4 separate regions of the Homo sapiens genome follow, and regions 1, 3 and 4 are each linked to region 2. Evidence: chromatin contacts called from ENCODE Hi-C or POLR2A ChIA-PET data. All regions are on one chromosome and are shown on one strand. Each heading gives the region's core, a stretch centred on a gene start or an enhancer-like site at or near the end of the contact. The rest is flanking DNA. Distances are from core to core; before and after follow the strand shown.

Region 1 (2,700 bases), core at 47-2,546, 170 kb before region 2:
GGTGTGGCGGCGCCCGTGCCTGTGGTCCCAGCTACTCAGGAGGCTGAGGCAGGAGAATCGCTTGAAACCAGAAAGCAGAGGTTGCAGTGAGCCGAGACCGTGCCACTGCACTCCAGCCTGGGCAGCAAGATCGAAACTCTGTCTCAAAAATAAATAAATAAATAAAATAAAAAATAAAAATAAAATAAAATGAAATAAAATAAAATTACAACTGGCTCCACACTCCCAATCCCCTCTACCTGGCTCTATTGTTTTCTTCTTCCCATAACACTGATCACCTTCTAACACTAAACGATTTAGTTATTTATGATGCTAATTGCCTGAATCCAACATAGGAGTAGTTGCAGGAGAGCAGGGGTCATTTGTCATCTTCACTGCTGTACCCCAGCATCTAGAACAGTGTCTGGCACATAGTAGAAGCTCAATAAACATCAGATAAGGGGAGGACGGATTGAGTGCATGAACAGGTGTCCTAGGTGAGTCTGGTCTGCAGAACTGGTGTCTGCAGGTGGGGCGGGCATAAGCGGGGGGTATTTCTCCGTACCCAGGTGGGCAATGAACTCCTGAGAAATGTCCATCCAGCGCAGCAGCTGCTGCAGGAAGCCAAAGGCAAACCGCTTTTCAATGGAAGACGAGTCCAGTTCCATGTCCTTAAGGCCTCTGCATGGAGATGTGGAGAGAAGGATCAGCCCAGACGCCGGCCCTACAGTTTCCCACCCTTCTCAGGTCCGCCTCTGCTCCTGCTGGCCCCGTCTCTATCAGCTTTGGCTTCACCCCAGGTTGGGGCTCCACTCTGAGTCCCCCATGCCCCACCCCACTTAGCCTTCTCCCCTCTCTGGCCCCACCTCTGTTCCCCAGGGCCGGCCCCTCTCAGCCTCCTCCCCTTTGGCCCCACCTCTGTTCCCCGGGCCCTGCCCTTCTCAGCCCTTCTCTCCTCTTTGGTCCCGCCTCCACTCACCAGTCCCCGCCCCTCTGTACCTCCCCACCCCTCTCTGGCCCCGCCTGTGCTCCCCAGCCCCCGCCCCTCTCAGCCTCTTCCTCTTTGGCCCTACCTCTGTTCCCCGGGCCCCACCCTTTTCAGCCTTCTCTCCTCTTTGGTCCCGCCTCCAATCACCGGTCCCCGCCCCTCTCAGTCTCCTCCACTCTCTGGCCCCGCCTCTGCTCCCTGGGCCCCGCCCTTCTCTTCCTCCTCTCCTCTCTGGTCCCGCCTGTGCTTAAGCCCCGCCCATTTCGAACTCCTCCCCATCTGGCCCCGCCTCTGTGTCCAGGCCCCACTCCCTTAGCTCCTCCCCTCTGGTTCCATCTTTGCTCCTCAGGCCCCGTTCCTCTCGGCTCCACCCCTCTCTGGCCCCGCCCCTTCCAGCCTTTGCCGGGTGTGTTCTGCCTGCTGCTCTTCCGCGGGAGCCCCAACCCGCGTGCCTTGTAACCGCGTAGCCATTCATCTGCAGGAATTTCAGTAGCTCCTGGGCCTTCTCTCGATCTCGTGCCTTCTCCTTGGCCGTGAGCGTGTCGTAGGGGACCAGCAGGGGGTGGGTCCCACCGCCTGGGGAGGCAAAGACCAGAAATCAGGGCTCTGGGGAAGACCCGGGCCACTCTCACTGAAGTGGTTCCTGCAGTGCCCGGCATGCGTAATTATGGTGATAAAGAAGATACGAATAACGGAAACATTGCTTGCTGGTGCTCATCTCATTACCCCATGGTGGTAAACGCTGTTATTATTCCCATCTACAGATGGAGAAACCGAGTTTCAGGGGCATGAAGGCAATCAGCAAAACCACACGGTGAATCCACGGGGGTAGCGTGGGGGCGGCATGGGCGCCCTCACCTTTGGCTTCCAGCTCCTGCTTCTTCTTCCGTCCCCACGTGTTGTGGTAATTTTCTGCCAGTTGTTCTGCCATGGCCTGGGAGTGGATGCAGAGTCAAGGGCTAGATTCAGAGGATGCCAGCCCCCCCAAAGACACCCTATGTCCCCCCAAAAGGATCAGGGCTCTCACCTGCAGCTCCCGGGACAGGGTAACAGCACTAAGGTCGGGGGGCTGAGGGTTGTAGCCTTCTCGAGGATCATAGGTCTGAGAGGACAAGGGGAAGATGGGAGGTGGGCTGATGGGCTAGCAGGAAGCCCAGGCCAGCCCCTCCCCAGGCCCCACTAGTCCATTCTACCCCCTCCACCCTCCCCTGGCTCAAGACCCCTTGTCCTTTCCTTAAGGCCCTGTCTCTAAACCACCCCATCCTTCTCTCCTCTGCCCTTTGCAGTTCTTCAGACCCCTGCCCTCTCCTTTCCCAGATCTCAGGTTTCTGCACCCCTCTTGCCCCACCTACCTCCCTGGGCCCCTCTCCTCTCCATCCCTTCCCTGTCTGGCCATGCCCCTTGTTCTAGACCCTCCCCCCATCGTGCCCCTGCCCTCCACCCAGGCCCCGCCTTCACCTGGGCACTTTGTGATATCTTCCGCGTTTTTTTCTTTTCCGTCTTCTCCTCCTCACCCTCCCTGGCCTTCTCTATCGTCCATTCCCAGGCAATCATGGCCTTCAGGGACTCCTTGATGGGCCAGCGGTAAATCTCTTTGTCCTGGGGTGGACAGGAGGGTGGGGAGTTGGTGGAATGGGATGAGAGAGGGGTGGAGGAAGGACCCCAAAGGAGAAAACCCTGACCATGTGGCTAGGCAATGGTCCAGTCTGGATTCCAACTCAAGTCTCTTACCT
Region 2 (2,700 bases), core at 159-2,658:
CATAACGTGGCTAGAACCTGGAGAACGCAGGAGTCAACACCCACGCGCCGGACAGCTCTCTGGAGCCCACTTTTAAGATTCCACCTCGCTTCTGCGCCTCTCACAGCACTTGCTCCTGGCCACGCCCCGGCTCTTGCTCCTGGCCCCGCCCCTGCACTTGCTCTTGGTCCCGCCCCTGCTCTTGCTCCTGGCCCTGCCCCCGCACGGACTTTTAGCCCCGCCTCTGCTCTTGTTCCTGGCTCCGCCTCTGCACTTGCTCCTGGTCCCGCCCCTGCTCTTGCTCCTGGCCCTGCCCCCGACCCTCGTGGGTATCGCACCTCTGCTATTGCTCCGGGCCCCAGCCCTACTAATGTTTCTGGCCACACCCCTGCTCCTCCGCCTCGTTCCGCCCCGCCGCCTCCACGTCTCTTCCTTTAACTTTATCCTCACCTTGCTCCTTATTCCGCCCCCTCCCTGTATTCCACTCTTGCTCTTCACCTGGTCTTGGTTTCTATTTCTCGCTTTGACAGTCCCCCTCTTAAGTTCCCCCGTACTGCTTCTGCCTGCGATCGCACCCGTGTACTTCCACCCGGCTGTGCCCCAACCTCTTGCCCCACCCTCGCACTTCTCTTGGTATCGCCGCTTTCTCCTCGCTCGGGGTCTGCCCAGGGGCTGGGTACTGTACCTGGTCTCGCCCGTCTCCGGGCCCCGCCCCTGCTCTTGCTCCCGGCCCCGCCCCTGCTCTTGCTCCCGGCCGGGCCCCCGTTTCTCGCCCGGGGCTTGCTCCTCACTCTGCTTCCGCTCCTGACCGCGCCCCTACTCCTCCACTTGGTCTTTATGGACCCGTTCCTTCCCCGGGTTCTCGGCGATTGGTTCTTCCCGCGCGGGCCCGTCGCCCCGTCCCGCCCTCTGGTAACGCCCCTCCTCCTCGCCCTGCCCCTTCTCGATGAAAACTGTCTCTTCGCCTCGGGATCTTTCCTCGCCCTTCGTTGTTTCCTCGCCCCACACCTTCTCCTTCCACGCCGGCACCAGCTTCTTAGCCGGCACCTTCTTGAGTCTCACCTTCCCCTCGTACCGCGACACCTTCTTGCCCCACTTCTTACTCTTCCTTCCCATGCCATTAACACCTGCCTGCTCTATACCCCGACTCTCCTGCCCCGCCCCGCCCTTCGCCCTTCACGTTCGGCTCCCCCTTTCCCTCCTCTGCCAGCTCCCACGACTCTTCCCCTCTTTCCCTCCTCTCCCAGCTCCCACGACTCTTCCCCTCTTTCCCCTGCCTCTCCCCTTCTCGCCTTCCCCTTCCCCTCCCCTTCCTAGTTCCTCCCCGTCCCCGGCATCCCCCCGCCCCTGGATGGCACAGCTTTTTCCCCGGCCCCGTGGTACCAGTCACTTGGTTAAAACCGGTCAACTGTCACTCGGCCGCACCAGTCCCGCCCCTCTTGCCCGGTCTCAAAATGGCCGCCCACACTTCCACAGCCGACTTCCGCCTTTGCAGAGGCACGCCCTCCTCTCACGCGGTCTCCAAGGTGACGCGCAACCCCTAAGGCACCGAGGGCTGGAGGCTGTCTCAGCACTGAGGGCGCGGGGCCTGGTCGGCAGAGGGTGCTGGAGACTACGTTTGTGCCAGGAAGGCCTTCAAGGAGTTTCTATTGGTTGTTCTGGCAGCAAGCACGGTCCCTACTTGTGCTTCCTACCCAAATATATATATATATATATTTTTTTGAGACGGAGTTTCGCTCTTTCTCCCAGGCTGGAGTGTGAAGTGGCGCGATTTCGGCTCACTGAAACCTCCGCGCCCCTGCCCCGGATTCAAGCGATTCTCCTGCCTCAGCCTCCCGAGTAGCTGGGATTATAGGCTCCCGCCACCACGCCTGGCTAATTTATTTTTTGTATTTTTAGTAGAAACGGGGTTTCATCATGTTGGCCAGGCTGGTCTCGACTCCTGACCTCAGGCGAACCACCCGCCTCGGCCTCCCAAAGTGCTGGGATTACAGGCGTGAGCCACTGCGCCCGGCCCTACCCCAAAATTCTACTCCTTAAAAAAGTGTGGTTTCCTGGAGACCTTGTGAGAATGAATAGGCTGCTTAGCACCGTCCTCTACAAAACAGGACAAGGACAGCCATCCTATACTGTTGTGGGAAGTGTGCCCGGCTCAAGTAAAATATTCATTAAGTTAATTTTCATTTGCATTCTGATGCCTTACAGGTAAGGATTCAGGCCATGACTTTTTGATGAACTCCAGACCAGACGTTTAACCCAGTGGTTTTCAAATTTGAGCATGCATTAGACTCACCTAAAAGGCTGGGTAAGCCAGGTTGGTGGGTACCACACCCTGAGTTTTTGTTTTTGTTTTAAAGATGGAGTCTCTGGCTGGGCATAGTGGCTCATGCCTATAATCCCAGCACTTTGGAAAGCTGAGGCAGGCGGATCACTTGAGGTCTGAAGTTGGATACCAGCCTGGCCAACATGATAAAACCTTGTCTCTACCAAAAAATACAACAATTAGCCGGGCATGGCGGCGGGCACCTGTAATCCCAGCTACTCGGGAGGCTGAGGCAGGAGTTGCTTGAACCCAGGAGGCGGAGGTTGCAGTGAGCCGAGATCCCTCCACTGCACTCCAGCCTGGGCGACAGAATGAGACCCTGTCTCAAAAAAAAAAAAAAAAATTAAGCCAGATGTGGTGCTGCACACCTGTAATCCCAGTACTTTGGGAGGCTGAGG
Region 3 (2,700 bases), core at 186-2,685, 250 kb before region 2:
TGGCCAACAGGATGACGATGACGAAGAAGAAGAAGGTGATGTCGAAGACCACCCTGTAGAGCTCGTATTCGTCACCCGCGGGGTCCTCGATCTCGTCCCCAATGCCTCCGCCAGCCCGGACACCCACGTACATGTGAAACAGGTAACACTGAGGGAGGGGAGCACACTGGTCACTCATTCATTCGACATTCACTGAGTACCAGCCAAGGCCCCGGGATAGGCAGGGCTGAAGACATGGTAACGACTGAGACAGCCCTGGGCCCTGCCCTCAAAGGGCTCACAGATACGGCATCAGACAGGGACCAACAGCCAGAAATGGTCAGGGCTGTGACAGGAACAGCACGGGCAGGGGGGTGAGGGCCAGGTTGGGTGTGGGGCGCAGGCAGAGGGGTCAGGGCCAGGATGGGGGGCACAGGCAGAGGGGTCAGGGCCAGGATAAGGGGGGCACAGGCAGAGGGGTCAGGGCTGGGATGGGGGGCACTGGCAGGGGAATCAGGGCCAGGATAAGGGGGGCACAGGCAGAGGGGTCAGGGCCAGGATAGGGGGGCACAGGGAGAGGGGTCAGGGCTAGCATGGGGGGGCACAGGCAGAGGGGTCAGGGCTGGAATGGGGGGTACAGGCAGAAGGGTCAGGGCCAGGTTGGGTGGGGGGCACAGGCAGAGGGGTCAGGGCCAGGATGGAGGGTACAGGCTGAGAGGTTAGGGCCAGGATAGTGGGGCACAGGCAGAGGGGTCAGGGCCGGGATGGATGGGGGGCACAGACGGAGGGATGAGGGCCGGGATGGGTGGGGGGGGGCACAGGTGTAGGGATCAGGGCCAGGATAGGGGGGCACAGGCAGAAGGGTGAGGGCGAGGATGGGAGGGGCACAGGCAGAGGGTCGAGGCTGGGGTGGGGAGGCACAGTGTGACCAGGGATGAGCTAGGGGAAGCACTGGAAGCTTTAACAGCCCGCTGGAGGCATCTGATCCAGCCTAGGTGATCAGGTGAGGCTTCCTGGAAGAGGAGGCAGGTGTGAGCTGAAACCTAAAGGAGGCCTTAGGTGGAGGGGTGGTGGGAGAGTGTTCCCAGCAGAGAAGGCCACATGCTGCCTCGCCATCAGTGAGGAAAGAGTACATCCTGCTGCTGTGAGGAACTGAAAATGGTTGGGTGAGGCTGGAAAATAGAGCTCCTGTGCAGGAGAGCAGGGAGAGATGAGGCAGGGCCTGGGCATGTGGCTCTGTGGGCCCTGGCCCAGCCCGCGGTCAAGGGGCTTCCTGTAGGATGTGGCATTTAAGTGGAAAGGTGAGGTATCAAGTGAATGGGGTGTGTGTGTATGTCAGGCCTGGGGTAGGGGACAGAGAGAACATCAGGTGCAAAGGGCTTGAATTGGGAGAAAACACACAGTCCTAGGGGAACTGAAAGAGGACCAGGCGGCTAGAAAGCAAAAAGCAAGAGGGTTTGCGGTTAGACCCAGGCAGGGCCAGCCCTTCCCAGGCTTTGTAAGCCACGGCAGGGTGATTCGACTTTATCTACAGTGGGCTGGGGAGCCACAAGAAGGGTCTGAGTGGGGGTGGGGAGGGAGCATGGTCTACCTGGCATTTGGGAACAACTTTACATATGTTTTTTTTTTTTTTTGAGACAGAGTCTTGCTCTGTTGCCCAGGCTGGAGTGCTGTGGTGCAATATTGGCTCACTGCGACCTCCACCACCGAGTTCAAGAGATTCTCCTGCCTCAGCCTCCTGAGTAGTCGGGAATACAGGTGCGTGTCACCCCACCCAGCTAATTTTTGTACTTTTTTCTTTTTTTTTTTTTTTTGAGATGGAGTTTTGCTCTTGTTGCCCAGGCTGGAGTGCAATGGCGTGATCTCGGCTCACTGCAACCTCCGCCTCCGGGGTTCAAGAGATTCTCCTGCCTCAGCCTCCCAGGTAGCTGGGATTATAGGCGCCCACCACCACATCCCACTAATTTTTGTATTTTTAGTGGAGACAGGGTTTCACCACGTTGGCCAGACTGGTCTCAAACTCTTGACCTCAGATGATCCACCTGCCTTGGCCTCCCAAAATGCTGGGATTAAAAGCGTGAGCCACAGCGCCCGGCATACACTTGTTCTTTCCGTGTCCCCAGGATGTGAGAGAACACAGTCATCCTAGAGTAAAAACTAAGATAAGTGACTATAATGAGAACGAGGCTGTGGGCAGCGAGGCCGTGTCTGGAAGAGCCTCAGATGTCAGGTTGAGGAGCTGGACTTTGTCCTGAGAGCAGGGAGGAACCCACGGAGCCAGACTGCAGGACATCTTTGGAGATAAACCCCAGAAATGATTCTTTTAATTGTGGATTGTGGCCTGTGTCTCTAGTAAGTTCGCATCAATTTGGGTTATGATCACCATTATTAGAATAGAAGAGAAAATATAAATGTGCATTGAACGCTGGGTATACCTTGGGTGAAACTTTTTTTTAAACTTGACACAGAGTCTCAATGTGTTACCCAGGCTGGAGTGCAGTGGCGCAGTCATAGCACACTGCAACCTCAAACTCCTAAGCTCAAGCAATCCTCTTGCCTCAGCCTCCCACAGTGTTGGGATTACAGGCGTGAGTCACTGCGCCCGGCCTGGGTGAAACTTTTAATTGTGGATAATGATGATAGAAGCTAACATCTATATAATCCTGAGGATGTGCCAGGCACTAGTCTAAGTCTTTTTTTTTTTCCTTTTTTTTGAGACGG
Region 4 (2,700 bases), core at 13-2,512, 160 kb after region 2:
TCGGCCTCCCAAAGTGCTGGGATGAGAGGCGAGCCACCGTGTCTGGTTGACAGATCCTATTACCCCCATTTTACAGATGAGGACATTGAGCCTCAGAGCACCTAAGGGGCCTGAGAGAGATCACGCAGTTGGGGTAAGAGGTGGAGCTGTGATGTAGACATAGGCAGTCAGAGGAAGAGCCCTGAAGTCACACTGCTCACCCACATACCCCGAGGGCCCCCAGCCACTTGGCCTTCACCCTGGACCAATCTTGCTTTCTCTCCCTGACGTGTGTCATGGGCTGGAGAACCAATTCATCCCTGCATGCGGCTGGAATTGTGCTCCAGTGTAGGAGCCGTAAGCAGCCACATTGCCCCTGTGGCCTGTGGGGCAGAAGCGACGGGTCTTCAGGAAGCAGACACAGAGAGGGTCTAGGCAAGAGATTCAACAGAGATACCAATCAAGCCACTGCTCGCTACCTCCACCAACCACTGCCACCTGTATTGTCAGAGCGGCCTCCTCCTGGCTCCCTCTTCCTCCTGCATCCTTCCCCAGCCTCAGCACACAGCCAGAGAGATCCTGGGAACATGTGAATCAGATCAGGACTCTCTCAGGGTTCCACCTCACTCTGGGTAAGACCCAGAGCCCTCCCGACAGGGCCCCCCATCTGCCCCCCTCTCTTCTCTGCCCCCAGCTCCTCCACACTCCCTCTCCTTCACTCTGCTCCAGCCATGCGGAAGCTGTTCCTCAAACACATCAGAAACACTGCTACCTTGGGACCTTTGCACTGCTCCCCGCCCTGCAGATCTCTGCCTGGCTTCCGCACTCCCTTGAGTTCCAGGAGACGGCCTCGCTTCCTCTTCCCAAGCTGTGACTCTCCGAGGAGGTCTCTGTCTCAGGTGACCCCAGCCTCCCAACACTCACAGGCAGGGTGGGCCCCGGTGGATCTTCAGGCCCTCAGATTACCTTTCAGGGCTGTGTCCCCAGAAGGGCATCCCAGGGACTCCTGGCGCAGCCTGGGGAAGCAAGGCCACGTGCTTCCTGCCTGCCTGGGAACGCCCGGCTGCGTCAGCTCCATGTGGAGCCGAGAGCCTATGACTGCTCCTAACAGCTCTGACAAATTGCTCTGGAAGCCCAGAAAGCTCTGGAGTGCGTGCTGCCTCAGGAGAGGGCGAGGGCCAGGTGGCTGCCCGCCCAGGATCACTCAGCCCACTGCGGTGCCCATGGCAGGCACTGGCGCCTGGCAGCATGCCTGGCAGCTGGGCTCCCATGACGAATGTCTGGAGGGAGCATCTGTGAGGTCATCGATGGGCACAAGCTGCTACAGGCTGCACCTGCTTCCACGGCAAGGGCCGCAGCCCGGGGAAGGGAGGGTAGGGGGCTCCCCGCTTGGGCGTGTCAGGACCCATCCCTCTCCTGGCAGCCTTTGAATGCTGACCACCATCCTCCCCCTGCCCAAGATAGTCCGTCCTCTCCAGAGTAGCCCACAGTGATCTTTTCTATTTTTTCATTTTTACATTTTATTATTATCATTTTTTGAGATAAGGTCTTACTTTGTCACCCAGGCTGAGTGCAGTGATGTGATCTCGGCTCACTGCAGCCTCCACTTCCCGGGGTCAAGCAATCCTCCAACCTCAGCCTCCCAAGTAGCTGGGACAACATGCGTGTGCCACCACACCCAGCTAATTTTTTGTAGACATGGGGTTTTGCCATGTTGCTCAGGCTGGTCTTGAACTCCTGGGCTCAAGTGATCCACCTGCCTTAGCCTCCCAAAGTGCTGGGATTACAGGTGTGAGCCACTACGTCCAGCCCACAGTAATCTTTTTAAAAACATTAAGTCAGATGATGTGCTCAAATGCCTCCCATGGCTCCCATGTCCCTTGGAACCAAATCCCAGCATCTGACTTTGGTCAATATGCCCGCTAGAACCAGGCTCCTGCCACCTCACTATGCTGACCTCCTGCCACTCTCCCCCCATCCCACCTGCTTCAGCCCCTCTGGCCACCTGACCATTTCTGGAGCATTGAGAGTAAGTTCACCCTCAGGGTCTAGTCATCTACTGTTTCCACTGCCTGGATCTCACCCTGGCTTCCTACAACGCATCACCTCCTGAGAAGCCTTCCCAGAGACCCGCTGTTTTTGCCTTTCCTCCCCAGCACTTATCACCTCCTGGCACACTCCACGGTGGTTCGGCTGTCTGTCTGTCTTGTCCTGTCTCCAGGAGAATGACAGCTCCATAAGGGAAGGATGCTGCGACACCTGGCACAGAGTAGGGGCTGCAAAGGTCAGTGACTGGAAGAATCAGTCCCCGCTGGCTGCCCCACTCTGCCTCCTCTTCTCACAAGCACCTCAGGTGCTCCCAGGCCACGGCAGCCTCCAGACACGTGGCAGCCACCCTGGACTCTCACATGGCTTGCTGGCTCTGCCCTGGGCCTGCATCTCCCTCCCAGCTTACTTCCTGGCAATGCCGCCTGCTGCCACATCCACAGTTGCTTTGTCCTCCAGCTCAGGCCCACGTCCTCCCATGCAGATCCAAGCCTCAGCCCCCTCAGAGACTTTGCCTCCTGTCTCGCTGCCAGCACCATATTTTGGAACACAAATCCACCCGCATTACCCTGGCTGCTCTTAAGATGAGATCCAAACTCCATAATGGAGCTGGTAGGGCCCTGAATGTTCTGGCCACTGCTGATTTCCCCAACCTCCCATTGGCTGCCCTACCTG

The links. Hi-C counts contacts between places; a loop is a spot of excess contacts on that map. ChIA-PET counts read pairs that join two places held with the same protein, here RNA polymerase II (POLR2A). Pooled maps may share reads with other maps.
Region 1: a pooled map shows a loop between it and region 2 (14-fold over the local background). The contact joins the enhancer-like site here to the promoter of CATSPERG in region 2. A Hi-C loop is called at or near these places in 4 of 37 single-sample maps with no recorded cell type and 9 of 50 pooled maps.
Region 3: a loop to region 2 is called in a pooled map, with 4 times the contacts of the local background. The contact joins the enhancer-like site here to the promoter of CATSPERG in region 2. A Hi-C loop is called at or near these places in 2 of 50 pooled maps. POLR2A ChIA-PET finds 5 or more read pairs at or near these places in 3 of 52 experiments (GM12878, K562 and activated CD4-positive, alpha-beta T cell).
Region 4: a loop to region 2 is called in a map of gastrocnemius medialis, with 12 times the contacts of the local background. The contact joins the enhancer-like site here to the promoter of CATSPERG in region 2. A Hi-C loop is called at or near these places in 2 of 168 maps with a recorded cell type or tissue (cardiac septum and gastrocnemius medialis) and 5 of 50 pooled maps. POLR2A ChIA-PET finds 5 or more read pairs at or near these places in 2 of 52 experiments (GM10248 and activated naive CD4-positive, alpha-beta T cell).

The regions. Positions count from the first base shown.
Region 1 is chr19:38,505,672-38,508,371 of GRCh38, reverse strand. It overlaps RYR1 (ryanodine receptor 1), which reads right to left. Exons shown (of 106, transcript NM_000540.3): 54 at 2,426-2,566; 55 at 1,995-2,069; 56 at 1,826-1,901; 57 at 1,420-1,543; 58 at 545-660. Among named protein-coding and RNA genes, the nearest start is that of RYR1, 73 kb to the right of the region's middle. RefSeq lists a silencer at 942-1,071 and an enhancer at 1,983-2,700. Within about 2 kb of position 1,296, at least 2 of the 41 ENCODE cell types and tissues checked have a DNase peak (open chromatin) inside an H3K27ac peak, as active enhancers do.
Region 2 is chr19:38,334,538-38,337,237 of GRCh38, reverse strand. CATSPERG (catsper channel auxiliary subunit gamma) reads right to left here and starts at 1,408. Exons shown (of 29, transcript NM_021185.5): 1 at 1,363-1,408; 2 at 1-17. The coding sequence starts at 3. RefSeq lists silencers at 621-790, 1,161-1,240 and enhancers at 1,361-1,570, 1,375-1,669.
Region 3 is chr19:38,582,391-38,585,090 of GRCh38, reverse strand. RYR1 (ryanodine receptor 1) reads right to left here. Exons shown (of 106, transcript NM_000540.3): 102 at 1-148. Among named protein-coding and RNA genes, the nearest start is that of MAP4K1-AS1, 13 kb to the left of the region's middle. RefSeq lists an enhancer at 933-1,182. Within about 2 kb of position 1,435, at least 3 of the 41 ENCODE cell types and tissues checked have a DNase peak (open chromatin) inside an H3K27ac peak, as active enhancers do; they include GM12878, where a contact is called at or near this core.
Region 4 is chr19:38,171,918-38,174,617 of GRCh38, reverse strand. The region is part of intron 15 of SIPA1L3 (signal induced proliferation associated 1 like 3); the gene reads right to left. Among named protein-coding and RNA genes, the nearest start is that of SNORD152, 10 kb to the right of the region's middle. Within about 2 kb of position 1,262, at least 9 of the 41 ENCODE cell types and tissues checked have a DNase peak (open chromatin) inside an H3K27ac peak, as active enhancers do; they include gastrocnemius medialis, where a contact is called at or near this core.